Regions from separate parts of the Homo sapiens genome. Here region 2 is linked to region 1. The links are chromatin contacts, found by Hi-C or POLR2A ChIA-PET in ENCODE. All regions are on one chromosome and are shown on one strand. Each heading gives the region's core, a stretch centred on a gene start or an enhancer-like site at or near the end of the contact. The rest is flanking DNA. Distances are from core to core; before and after follow the strand shown.

What was found. A loop is a pair of places that touch in the nucleus more often than their neighbours do. ChIA-PET counts read pairs that join two places held with the same protein, here RNA polymerase II (POLR2A). Pooled maps may share reads with other maps.
Region 2: a loop to region 1 is called in a map of B cell, with 2.5 times the contacts of the local background. The contact joins the enhancer-like site here to the promoter of NOL4L in region 1. A Hi-C loop is called at or near these places in 7 of 168 maps with a recorded cell type or tissue (B cell, CD4-positive, alpha-beta T cell, K562 and 4 more), 6 of 37 single-sample maps with no recorded cell type and 11 of 50 pooled maps. POLR2A ChIA-PET finds 5 or more read pairs at or near these places in 5 of 52 experiments (A673, GM10248, K562 and 2 more).

Annotation. Positions count from the first base shown.
Region 1 is chr20:32,583,895-32,589,759 of GRCh38, reverse strand. It overlaps NOL4L (nucleolar protein 4 like), which reads left to right and starts at 4,427. Exons shown (of 11, transcript NM_001256798.2): 1 at 4,427-5,190. The coding sequence starts at 4,870. It overlaps NOL4L-DT (NOL4L divergent transcript), which reads right to left and starts at 2,281. Exons shown (of 3, transcript NR_034152.1): 1 at 2,204-2,281. RefSeq lists an enhancer at 3,775-3,854 and silencers at 4,045-4,234, 4,455-4,504, 4,565-4,724, 4,865-4,914, 5,255-5,454 and 2 more.
Region 2 is chr20:32,625,300-32,631,285 of GRCh38, reverse strand. No RefSeq gene overlaps it. Among named protein-coding and RNA genes, the nearest start is that of NOL4L-DT, 41 kb to the right of the region's middle. RefSeq lists a silencer at 3,894-3,963. Within about 2 kb of position 3,410, at least 6 of the 41 ENCODE cell types and tissues checked have a DNase peak (open chromatin) inside an H3K27ac peak, as active enhancers do; they include B cell, where a contact is called at or near this core.

The DNA of each region.
Region 1 (5,865 bases), core at 3,178-5,677:
GAGGCCATCGTGAAATGCTGTGGTCAGAGCTGGGAGGGGGAAAGCCCAAGGCTCTATGAGTGACCAGAGAAAGCCCCTGACCCAACCTGAGAGGTCAGGAGGCCTTTCTAGAGAGGTGGGCGTACAGCAGCGGCTCAGCATGGCTGGCAGACTGCAGGGGGATGCTATAGAATAGGGGGATGGCAGGTGGTGGCACAAGCCCTTGATAGAAGGGGCACCAGCACCCAGTGGTGGTAACTACCTCTCCCCAAGGCTCTGGGGCCTCTCTGCTCTTCCTGGCCCTTGCGTGGACAGGCCTCTGTGGGAGCCTGAGTCACTCTGCCCCACCCCAGGCCTGGAACTTCCTGTGGCACAGTCAGGGCCACCTCACTGTCAAGTTGCAGGCATCCCCGCTCATCTGGGCCCAGGGTCAGAGCTCAGTGAAAGGCAGGTGATCTGGGCCAAATCAGGCAAAGGCCAGGTACCTGGTTCTGTCCTGCGGCCCTGAGCCTCTTTGCTCCTGTGGGACTCAGTTTACCCATCTATCAGAGGCAGGGTTTGGACTGTATACTCTGAGAACCCTTCATCACCAAGCTCTTGTGACCCATTACATTACTATCTGTATTCAGAGTGGACGTGAGCCCTGGGGGCTTGGACTCCCTGTGCTTCAACTCCAGTCTCCCTTGGACACCTGGACGAAGTGTGGAAAAAAAAAAAAATCCAGAGGCCGGGCATGGTGGCTCATGCCTGTAATCCCAGCACTTTGGGAGTCCAAGGCGGGAGAATCACTTGAGCCCAGGAGTGATTACGTTACTATCTGTATTCAGAGAGGACGTGAGCCCTGGGGGCTTGGACTCCCTGTGCTTCAACTCCAGTCTCCCTTGGACACCTGGACGAAGTGTGGAAAAAAAAAAAAAAATCCAGAGGCCGGGCATAGTGGCTCATGCCTGTAATCCCAGCACTTTGGGAGCCCAAGGCGGGAGAATCACTTGAGTCCAGCCTGGGCAACAAAGAGAGACTCTGTCTCTACAAAAAATAATTAAAAAAAAAATAGCTGCGTGTGGTGGTGCATGCCTGTGGTCCCAGCTACTGAGGAGGCTGAGGTGGGAGGATCACTTGAGCCTGGGAGGTAGAGACTCCAGTGAGCAGCAATTGCACCACAGCACTCAGCCTGGGAGACAGAGCGAGACCCTGTCTCAAAATTTTTAAAAATGCAGAGGATCTCCTGGCCTTTGATTCATGGGGCAGCCTACTTTTTCCTTTGGCAGGTGTCTGGAATGGAAATCAAAAAAGAGCAGCTGCCCCCTGGGACCGTGATTGCATCCCCCCAGGAGTTGGGCATTGTGGGAGACTTACCCCACACCCCACCCAGCATGCCCCTCCTAAAGGACCCCAGTGACACGGATAGGCTGAAGACCCAGGGTCTGTTTCTGCAAAAGTGGGGATGGGCCGCAGTAGGCTGTTCTCACTCCTTGGCTGTTCCACTCTCCCAGGAGCCCTTGGGGCAAGAGGCTGGGACGTGCCTGGTGCAGTGAGCTGTCACACAGTAGGGACACCTCCAGGCCTCTGACCTCCAAGACCACAGACCTCTGGACCCCTGCAGCTGCCCTCCTCTCCTCACTTCTTCTCTACCCCACAGTCCTGCTCGTTTAAAACTCGCCAGTAGCTCCCATAGCAGCTGGAATGCCATCCAAAGTATTTCCCAGGGTCTTCAAGACTCCTGCCCTCCAACCCCTCCTCCCTCACTTCAGTCTCACCACACTGGACACCTTCCAGCTTCTAGAAAATGCCAATCTCCTTCCACCTTGGGGCTTTTGCCCTTGCTCTTCCCTCATCCTGGAATGCAGGAACAGCATGCCTTGGCACCTGTCATTTAAGTCACTGCTCAGATGCTACCTCCTTAGAGGGGCCTTCCCTGATCCCCCTAAGAAAAGCAGCCCCTTCTTTGCATTATTTGCTATCACAGCTCTCTCTTTCCTTCGTGGCCCATTCCCCGGGCTGTTGTGATCAATAGCTGGTTTGTTCAATAGCCATCTTCCATACCCATTGGTGCACTCCCGTAGGGCAGGGACCTTGGGGATCCCATGACCATATCCCAAGCCCCTGCTGCACAATGGCTGCTAAACAAATGTTTGTTGAATGAATGAAGCACAAAAAGTGCCAACAATGCCTGTCTTCCTCCTTGAATACTTCGAGGCCCCATGAGGGAGAAAATGGCACTTACTGGGCACCCGTCACAGCTCAGGCACTCTCATCCTGTTGAATCTCTACATCTGTGACATCCTGTCCCGCTATACAGATGATGAAGTAGGGGCTCAGTGACCTGCCTGAGGTTACCCAGCAAAGGGTGGAATGATGGCTTCATTCCATTGTGAAGTAGCCAAGTGGGACCTGTGAGCATGAAGAATGCCACGCCAAATAATCATCAGGATTCACTTCCAAATCTGACTCCACCCGAAGCCCATGTTCTTTTCATTATACTATACATTCTGCTGTGCCAGAACTCAGCCCAAGATTGACAACCAGGTTTTTAGCTTCTGAAAGGCAGGCAAAGACCCAGCCTGGGTGGAGAGGTGGTCCGGCTTAGTGGTTATTGAAGTGGGTCCTGGAACTGGACAGAGAGACCAGGGCTCACACAAGGACCCCACCACCCAGGCACAGGGCATATTTGCCACAGTTATCATTACCATTGCCAGGCTAGAGCATCTCTGCTCTCAGGAAGAGTGTGCTGGAAGGATAACCGTCAAGGGACACATGGAAAAAGTCAGGGTCTGAGCTTCTTAATCACAGAAGCCCCTGCGCCCCTGGGGCTGGCCTTTGGGTAGTGCCTTCCCCGCTCTGAGTGGTCACCTCTTAAAAACGGGCATGCATACCAGCATAGATCCAAAAAGAGCTCTTGAGAAGATAAAGAGGAAAAATGACTGTGGAGTTGTTGGTGTATATAAAGTAACATGAAATGTAAATTATCTAAAAATAATCTCCCATGTGAAATGCAGAGAGAGGTTGGGGCTTGGGAGACCTCTAGGGTTCTTTCAGCATTTACTGGCACCTACTGTGTGCCAGGTGTTGTGCTAGGGCCTGTGCATATGAGGATGGGTCAGATATGGCCCTGAGCATCTGGAGCTCCCTGTCTACTGGGGGAAGTGAGCCAGGTATACACAGCGTGGGGCTCTCTCCGAGCGCGGTGAAAGGGGAAGAGTTTGTGTGTGATATGGCAGCAGCAGCCAGATGCACATGAGCTGAAACCCACCCCTCCTTCCTGCATGACCTTGAGCAGGTCAGGCCACCTCTCCAAGCCCCAGGTCTTCGTCTGTAAAATGGAGCCATTCCCTCTGCCTCTCAGAGTTGCCAGGACATGGCACGTAGTAGGTCCTGGGGTGGGGGACTTTGGGATGGGAGTAGACAGTAGTTCCTACGCAGGAAACGGTCCTGCACTAGACAAAGTCTGGGCCTCAGGACTTGGATGGTGACTTGCCTGCAGGAGTGTCATGGGGACATGGGGTGGACCCCCGGGGACAGCTGGGAGAGAAGTGCAGCAATTCCTCATGACCTGTTAAGGAAGTGGGGGGTAGGGGCACAGAAATCCTGGGGAATTGGCCTGTGCCTTTATTTATGTTGGTAATTTCATTAAGGGGGAGGGGACCAGCTAGCTCTACCCAAGGTCAGATCTGCCCAGGTAGGAGGGGGGCGGTGGGGCTACCTGAGTTTACTCAGCAAGAGATTCTAGGTCAAGGCGCACTCAGGAAGGCAGGGTGTCTCAGGATGAGTTTGTGGATGTGTTGAGAGTTTTCTGAAGCGGAGGTGGGATTGGGCTGAGGCCACAGGCGACTTCCCAGGGGGCCTGGGCCTGTCCCAGAGCAGTGGGGCAGGCAAGCAGAGGCAAAGCTGGCCAAACTTCGGGGAATTCAGGGTGAGGCAAAAGGAGAGGAAGTTTGGGGGCCCCGAAGGGCGGCGATGTGGGGTTCCCCCAGGGGAACACTGCTCTTCTGGCTTCGGCTCACGGGAGAGGTCAAGTCACTTGCGGGAGCGAGGGAGGGGGAGCCTGCCCTACACCTTCCCGGCCTGGCTAAGTGGGGCGGGGCGGCCGGGAGGTCGGCGTCTGGGCTGGGGTCTGCGCCCTACTCCCCGCGGGACCGCCGCGTCCGGGAGGAGCGGGGCCTGCGAAGCTCCGGGCCCGGCCCGGCCAGACGGAACGCGGTTCCTGGGCTGGGCACTGCGCGCCTGTGGTTCCTGCCCTCCCGGCGGCTGCGGGCGCGGCTGCCCCCGCGCCCCCAGGGGCCGGGCCGGGCGGGGGCTGGGCCCGGCGGGCGGGCGCAGGAGGAAGGGGGGGGCGGGCGGCGGCGAAGGCTGCGCCGCTCTAACAGGTGGGATCCCGCGGCGTGGTGGAGGCGGGCGCGGGAGGAGGAGGAGGAGGAGGAGGAAGAGCCGCGGCAGCGGGAGCCTGAGCAAGAGCAGGATGAGCCGCGCAAGCTGACAGCCACTGCTGCCGCCCGCGCCCAGGCTCGGTCTCGCTCCCAGCGCTCGGGGCCGCTCCCCGCCTCCCGCCTCCCCCGGCCGCCCGCGGGGCGGCCCGCCCCCTCTGCACCTCCGGGCCCGGAGCTGCCTCCATCGCTCCTGCATCCCGGCCGGGGGGAGGAGGAGGCGGAGCAGGAGGCGAGCCGGAGCCGCCGCCGCCAACGCCGCCGCCGCCGCCCGAGCAGGACAGAGCGCGCCGCAGCCCCGCGCGTCCGGCCGCCGCCCGCGCCCATCCAGCAGCCTCGCCGGAGCCACACCGCGGGACAGACGCGGCCGCGGCGCGTCCCGGCCCGGTCCAGCCCAGCCCAGCCCAGTCCCGGCACCGGGCGGCCCGGCGGCCGGCCCGCCCCCGAGGGCGCCGGGCGCGGCGGGAGGATGCCGAAGCCGACGCTGCTGCTGCGCGGGGGCTGGGAGCGCGAGCGCAGCCCCGGGGACTCGGAGCTGGGCCGCCAGTTCCGGGACTGGTGCTTGCGCACCTACGGCGACTCGGCCAAAACCAAGACGGTGACACGCAGCAAATACCAGCGGATCGCCGAGGTCCTGCAGGGCGGCGGCGGGACTGGCGCGGGCAGCGGCCCCGCAGCCGGCGAGAAAGGCAAGTTCCAGTTCTGGGTGCGCTCCAAGGGCTTCCGCCTGGGCAGCGGCCGGGAACCCAAGATGGGCCAAGTGGTGTATGTGCCGGTCAAGACGGGCTCGGTGAGTGCGCGCGCGGCGGCCGCGGGCGGGTCCCGCCGCGGGGCTTGGGGCAGGCGGGCGGGGGCGGGGTGGGGGTGTGGATGTGTGTCCGAACGTGTGTCCCTGAGGTTGTCCGTGTGTCGGGCCCGCCGGAGGCGCACGCGTCCCTGCTCACCGGCCCTTCCCGGCTCGCCTGGGCAGCGCTCCGGGTTCGGGGCGTCCCTGCCCCCCTCCGCGCCGCTGCCCGGGCCGTGGCCGTGCCGGGCAGGCTGTCCCGGGCTGCTCACCCCAGCATGTTCCGTCCTCTTGTCCCCTCCCCCCGCCAGCAGGCGGCTGCTCTGGAGCCCGAGCCTCCCCCCGCCCGCCCCGGGGCTGCCTGTCCCGGGCGCCTCGCGCTCCCGCCCCCGGGCCGGCTGGGCGGTGTGTGTGTGTGTGTGTGTGTGTGTGTGTGTGTGTGCGCGCGCGGAGGGTGGTGCCGCGGGGTGGGGGGGGGGGAGGGAGGCAGGGGCAGCCGCGGGACGGGGAGTCCGCCGGGCCTCCCAGCGCCAGGGGAGGGGGCCCGCCCGGGCACTGTCGCCCCGACCCCACCCGGGGCTGGCCCGGGGAGGGGCGGCCGGAGCCGCAGCCTGGCGCAGGAGCAGCCTCCCGCGGGTGGGTGGGGCGCCCCCTCAGCCCCCCGGGCCCCTCGTTCCCCCT
Region 2 (5,986 bases), core at 2,161-4,660, 43 kb before region 1:
GCAGTGGCTCAATCTTGGCTCACTGCAACCCCTGCCTCCCAGGTTCAAGCGATTCTCATGCCTCAGCCTCCCAAGTCGCTGGGATTACAGGTGCACACCACCACACCCAGCTAATTTTTGTATTTTTAGTAGAGGCGGGGTTTCACCATGTTGGCCAGGCTGGTCATGAACTCCTGAGCTCAAATGATCCTTCTGCCTTGGCCTCCCAAAGTGCTGGGATTACAGGTGTGAGCCACCGCACCCGGGCTATTTTTTTTTCCCCTCCCTCCCTTCCTCCCTTCCTTCCTCCCTTCCTTCCTTCCTTTCCTCTTTTCTTTTTTTCAAACAGGGTCTCACTCTGTTCCCCAGGCTGGAGTGCAGTGGTGTGATCTCGGCTCACTGCACCCTTGCTTTCCCAGGCCCAAGTAATCTTTTTACCACAGCCTCCAGGTAGCTGGGACTACAGGCACACACCACCAGGCCTGGCTAATTTTTGTATTTTTTTTTTTTTGTAGAGATGGGGGGTCTCACCGTGTTGTCCAGGCTGGCCTCAAACTCCTGGGCTCAAGTGATCTGCCCGTCTCGGCCTCCCAAAGTGCTGGGATTACAGGCGTGAGCCACCGCGCCCGGCCAATGCCTTCTTTTTCACTGAACAACGTGTCATGGACATTTCTGAGTCAGTGCATACAGACCTGCCTCCTCCTCCGTGCTGTGCAGTGTTCTGTGTGTGAGCTGGTCCATCCTTTATTTGCCCTCTGGCCTATAAATGGACATTTCCATTATTTCACTCCCACACACAGCCCTGAACAGGCCTCACTGTGCACTCCAGCAGTTTCTCCAAGATAGGTACCCAGCTGAACCCCTGGCACTACTGAAGAGGACGGGTACCAAATTTGTGATCGGTATTATATAAAAACTTGCCTTCTGGGAAGTCCAAACTAAGCTCTCCTTACTCTTGGACTTCCAATCACTCTGTTGGGTTGGCTTTTAAAGCTGGGCCAAGGAGAACTTTTCAACCATCTTGGCTTGCCCTGTTGGTGGGTGGGAGACAGGGTCCCCGGCCTGGGGCAATTTCAGGGAGAAGGGGAAGAACTCCCCCAGTCCCCAAATTTCTCTCCCATCTAAATGCCCCCCGACCTGAAAATGGAGATAATAATAGACCTTCCCTCACAGAGTCTTTCTGGGGACGCTGTGAAAAACAGCCAGGATGGAGATCTGGTGCAGAGGGACAAGGACAATAACAGTCGTAGTGCGACGTCCGGAAGCCTCGCCACGCCGCCCGGAAGCTTCGCCACGCTCCAGGCACTCTTTGAAGGCCCCACCACCATCTTCTCCCTTATGGTGCCTGGCACCCACCATTGTGGTCACTTGCACTAATGCGAGTCCTACCAGTGGCTGGTGCTGGTTCTCACATGCTCCTCTGCATCACACCTGATCCACATCACTCTAACCCAGTGGCCTGTGAGTTCCCATGGCTGACATTAGCTGCAGGGCTGGCCCAGAGCTCTCTTCCAAATTTGCATTCAGAATCCTTCCCCAAAATACCCAATTAAAACCCCAGATGCTGTGTGGACAGCTGGATCCAAAAAGAGCTCTGGGATCAGTGGGACTTACTTACCCAGTCTCAGCTACTCCAAGATCTGGGAAACAGTGGGTTCTTTGGGCCTGGGCCAGGCCAGAGCCTCAGTTTCCCCATCTGTAAGATAGAGGTGGTTGCAGTCAGACTGGATAATTCCAAAGTGCAGTTTTGTTTGTCTCAGACCTCCTGCCCCACCCTCTCCAGCTTATATTCTCAGAAAACATGGTGCTAAAAGGAATGGCCCCGTCTTGGCTCCTATTAGCCTCTGTCTCAGGAGGACAGGGGAGCCCAGGACCAGGGAATCAGTCGGAAGTTCAAGTTCTACTCCTGACTTCAAGTTCTACTCTCCGCCTTCTAGCTGCAGCCCCAGGTGATGTTTGCAAAGGCCCCTGTAACTTAGTGGGTGCTTAGTCATGGTCCCTCCCCTTTCCATGCCTGGGCAGATCTCTGAGCCTCACTTCTCTGAGCCTCAGTTTCCTCACCTCTGCAATGGCTGTGCCTCCCTGCCTGGCCCAGTGCCAGGGCTGTTTGAAGCTAGCAGAGGATGCTGGATGGAAAGAGCTTTTCAGGTAGAAAACCGTGTGCTGTTGGGAAGATTTATTGCTGGGACTGAAAGTGGGAGGTCCAAAGGCCATTGAGGCTGAGACAGTCCCTACCCAGAAGGCTGTGCCAGGGACCAGGCTGCTCTCCCTCCACCCGCACTAGCTGAGCAGAAGGCCTTCTCCCCGAGGCCCTAATGTCTGGTGGTGAGCAGGGGCCGGGCTCTCTTTCAACAGATATTTACCCTTTTATTTTAGAGTGTCTGTCCCCCAAGCAGGGCCCTGGTCAGCGGCTCGATGACCAAGGTCTGGGGAGGGGCACAGGCAGCCTGAATCCTTCCCTTGCTCTCATCCCCCATGTCCTGTGGATTCTCCTTCATTTTCCTCTCTCACCTGCAGCTCCAGGGGACCCTTGCCTCGCCCGTGGCCCCTTGCTGCTCCCGCCACCTTGTCCCCCTCCTTTGTGCTGCCTCCACTTCCACTCTGGCCACCAGGATTCTCTCTGTGTGTGTGTGTGTGTGTGTGTGTGTGTGTGTGTGTGTGTGTGTGTGTGTGTGTTTGAGATGGAGTCTTGCTCTGTTGCCCAGGCTGGAGTGTAGTGGTGTGATCCCAGCTCACCGGGAGACTCTCCCGTGTTCAAGCGATTCTCCTGCCTCAGCCTCCCGAGTAGCTGGGATTACAGGCACATACTGCCACGCCCAACTAATTTTGTATTTTAGTAGAGATGGGGTTTTGCCATGTTGGCCAGGCTGGTCTCGAACTGACCTCAAGCGATCCACCCGCCTCGGCCTCCCAAAGTGTTGGGATTACAGGCGTGAGTCAGCGTGCCCGGCCTCGGGATTCTTTGGAAAATAACATCTGAGCGGTATCTCCTGCCGAGTGCCAGCCTGTGCAGGGCCCTGAGGGGCAGTGGAGCCAAAAGGAGAAGAGACGGCATCCCTGTGCTCTGCACCCTGCTGACCCCCGGCCACTGCTCCCTAGCCCATGTCCTGCTGGGGCGCACCCCACATTCTACCACACAAATCTGTTCCAGCGCCAGACCACACTTCCTCTCTCTCCCCTTGGTGCCTCCCCTCCCCAGCCTAGACCCCTTCCTTTCCCTCCCGCCCTGACGCATCCTGCTTCCAGGCTGGGCGAGGGGAGTCCTGGTCTGTGTTTTCTCGATCGAGTTAGCTACTCAAAATCATATCTGTGTGTCTCCTGAGGGGGTCCGCAAGCCCCACAGGCAGAGGCACACCTGCGTCACAGTGGGGGCCCTGAGCTCAGCCCTAAGTGGCTCCTGAAATGCTCTCTCGAGGCCTGAATGAATCTCCTCCCCCGGCCACCCGGGGCAGTTGGGAGTGTGAGACCTCAGGCTTGGCCCGGCAGAGCTATATTTAGACACCAGGGCCAAGGCGAGCTTCTGAGGCTGAGGAGGTGGCGGGGCCCACAGTGGGGCCCCAGGGGAACCGCCTCATCGAGGGGACCGTCCCTAGGTGACAGGCCAGAGCCCATTCTGGCTGCTTTGGCTTCCACTGCCCCCAAAACGGCAGAGGAAGGATTCTGTTTGAACAAAGGAGGTTCTCTGGCTGGTTTGGTGTGTGTATTATAGCTGGAAAAAATAAGTTCTGGGCCGGCCGGTCAGCTCCAAGGGTGGCCCAGGGCTGGGGGGCCAGGGCGAAAGTGGGGGTTTCCTGGCCAGCCCCTGGGCTGGCTCCTGTCTGCTGCAGCAGCCTGCATGGCTGTCCTCCCCACTGTACCTCGGGCAGGCATCGTGCCAGGCCAGGGTGCGGCTGCCCGGCGGGTGAGGAGGGGCTGCCCTGGCCCCGCTGCTCGCTGCCCGGCTCTTGGGGCGGGCTGGAGGCAGGATGGATGTTCGCAATAATTACCCAGCTGCAGCTTCCCCAGAGCTGCCGCCATAGCAACGGTGCCGGGCGCCCCAGCCGGCCAAGTGGCAGGAGGGGGATGTGGGCACTGTGGGCAGGTCGGGGAGTGGGGTGGCACGAGCCCCAGGCACAGCCCCACTGGCTCCCTTTGTCAGCTCCCTCACTGGCCCACCCCTTCCCCGGAGGCCGGGGGAGGGGGGCTTTGTCTGGGCATAGGGAGGTTGGCACAGCCCAGGAGAGGCTCCGGCAGACGCCCCATTCCCACTGCCAGGGCCCATGTGGCAAGGGGAAGCAGGTGTCAGGAGGGCTGGGAGCGCTCAGGGTCCCCATGGCTCAGGGTTCAGTGGAGGGTGTGCTGTGCCCCACCTGGTGGCCCCCACACACCCCGGGTCCCCTGGTCTCATTGTGCACAGTGCTGTCTTCTTTCTCTAGAAGGGAGTGTGTGGGCACTGGGCACTCCCCAGGGAGGACTCCACTCACCCTGCCTTGCAGGGGTCCTCTTGGAGCAGGCCTTGGGCAGAACTGGCTTTGGGTGGGGCTTTACCTGTGGGGGAGGCCCTGGGGACCCCCATAATCCTGCCCTCATGGTACCCGTCCCCTCTCTCTGTACTTGGAAGCCCTGACAGTCCCTCCCTCCTGTGAACATTCAGTCTGATGAAGAGACTGTGGTTAGCTCCATTTTCCAGATGGGGAGACTGAGGCCAGAAAGGTCTAGGACTTGTTTGGGATCACAGAGCTCAAGTCTGTGGAGCCCCAACCCCGTCCAGTGTTGCCACCATGGTCATCTGGCAGCACAGCCTAGTGGTGACCGAAGAGTGCAGGGCCTGCAACCCAGGGGCCTGGCCAGCCTTGCCCAGCTTCAGTTTTCTCCTCTGTAAGATGGGGATGGAACTGGAGCTCTCTGTATGGGGTTGTTGCGTGGATTCGAGGAAACTGCACGGAAGGCGAAACGCCTGGCACGTGGGCAGTGTTAGCTGCTGCTGTTGTTGTTGGAAATATTATTTTTTATTATTGTTGTTACAACACGTGGGGGCGGACCTCGATGCTCACCAAGGTCCCTTTTGGCTCTGGTCTCCTGGGGCGCTCCGGGTGGGCGCTAGTCACCACAGGCATGCTGGGAAGTGGGAAGCTCGCAGCCTACTGAGAAGGTGGGTGTTAATCCCCTGATCCCACAAGTGCGTCTGGGCGTGGGCTGGGTGAGAATGAGGTAGGAGACACAGGACTGAGGCGGAACCCGCGCTGTGGGGGTGAGACCCTGTTTATACAGAGTGATAGGGGCCTGTCCTGGGGGTCGTCCTGGAAAGGTCAGAAGAAGGGCGTTCTAGAAGGTGGTCTTGCTTGAGGAACCAAAGGGGAGCCAGAGTCCTGGAGCACAGGGAGGGACAGAAAGGGACAGGGAGACTGAGGGTGGAGCGGTCCACTGGGGAGGACTGGGTTCCTGGGGCTTCGAGGGCCACCCATGGAGGACAGGGTTGTTTTTGAGACAGTCTTCCTCTGTCACTTAGGCTGCAGTGCAGTGGCACGATCTCGGCTCACTGCAACCTCAACTTTCTGGGCTCAAGTGATCCTCCCGCCTCAGCCTCTCAGATAGCTGGGACTACAGGTGTGCGCCACCACACCTGGCTAATTTTTGTATTTTTTTTTGAAATGGGGTTTTGCCATGTTGCTCAGGCTGGTCTCGAACTCCCGGACTCAAGCGATCCTCCCACCTCGACCTCCCAAAATACTTGACTGCACCTGGCCGAGAGATTTTGGAGTGATTCTAGAAGCTGGGGAAAGCTAGCAAGGGGCTTTAAATAGAGTAGGTCAGTATGCATGTGTTGAATGAATGGGTGAATGAACAAATGATTGAATGAAAGCTTTATTCTGCCTTGGCCAACCACAGAGCCTCTCTCCCTCCACCTTTCCCTCCTTCCTGTCTCATACCCCTTCCCTCATCACCCCAGCCCTCCCTGGCTGGCTCAGTTTTGTCATTTATAGCCACTGCCCCTAGGAACCCACAGTCATATGGTGGAAGACTGACA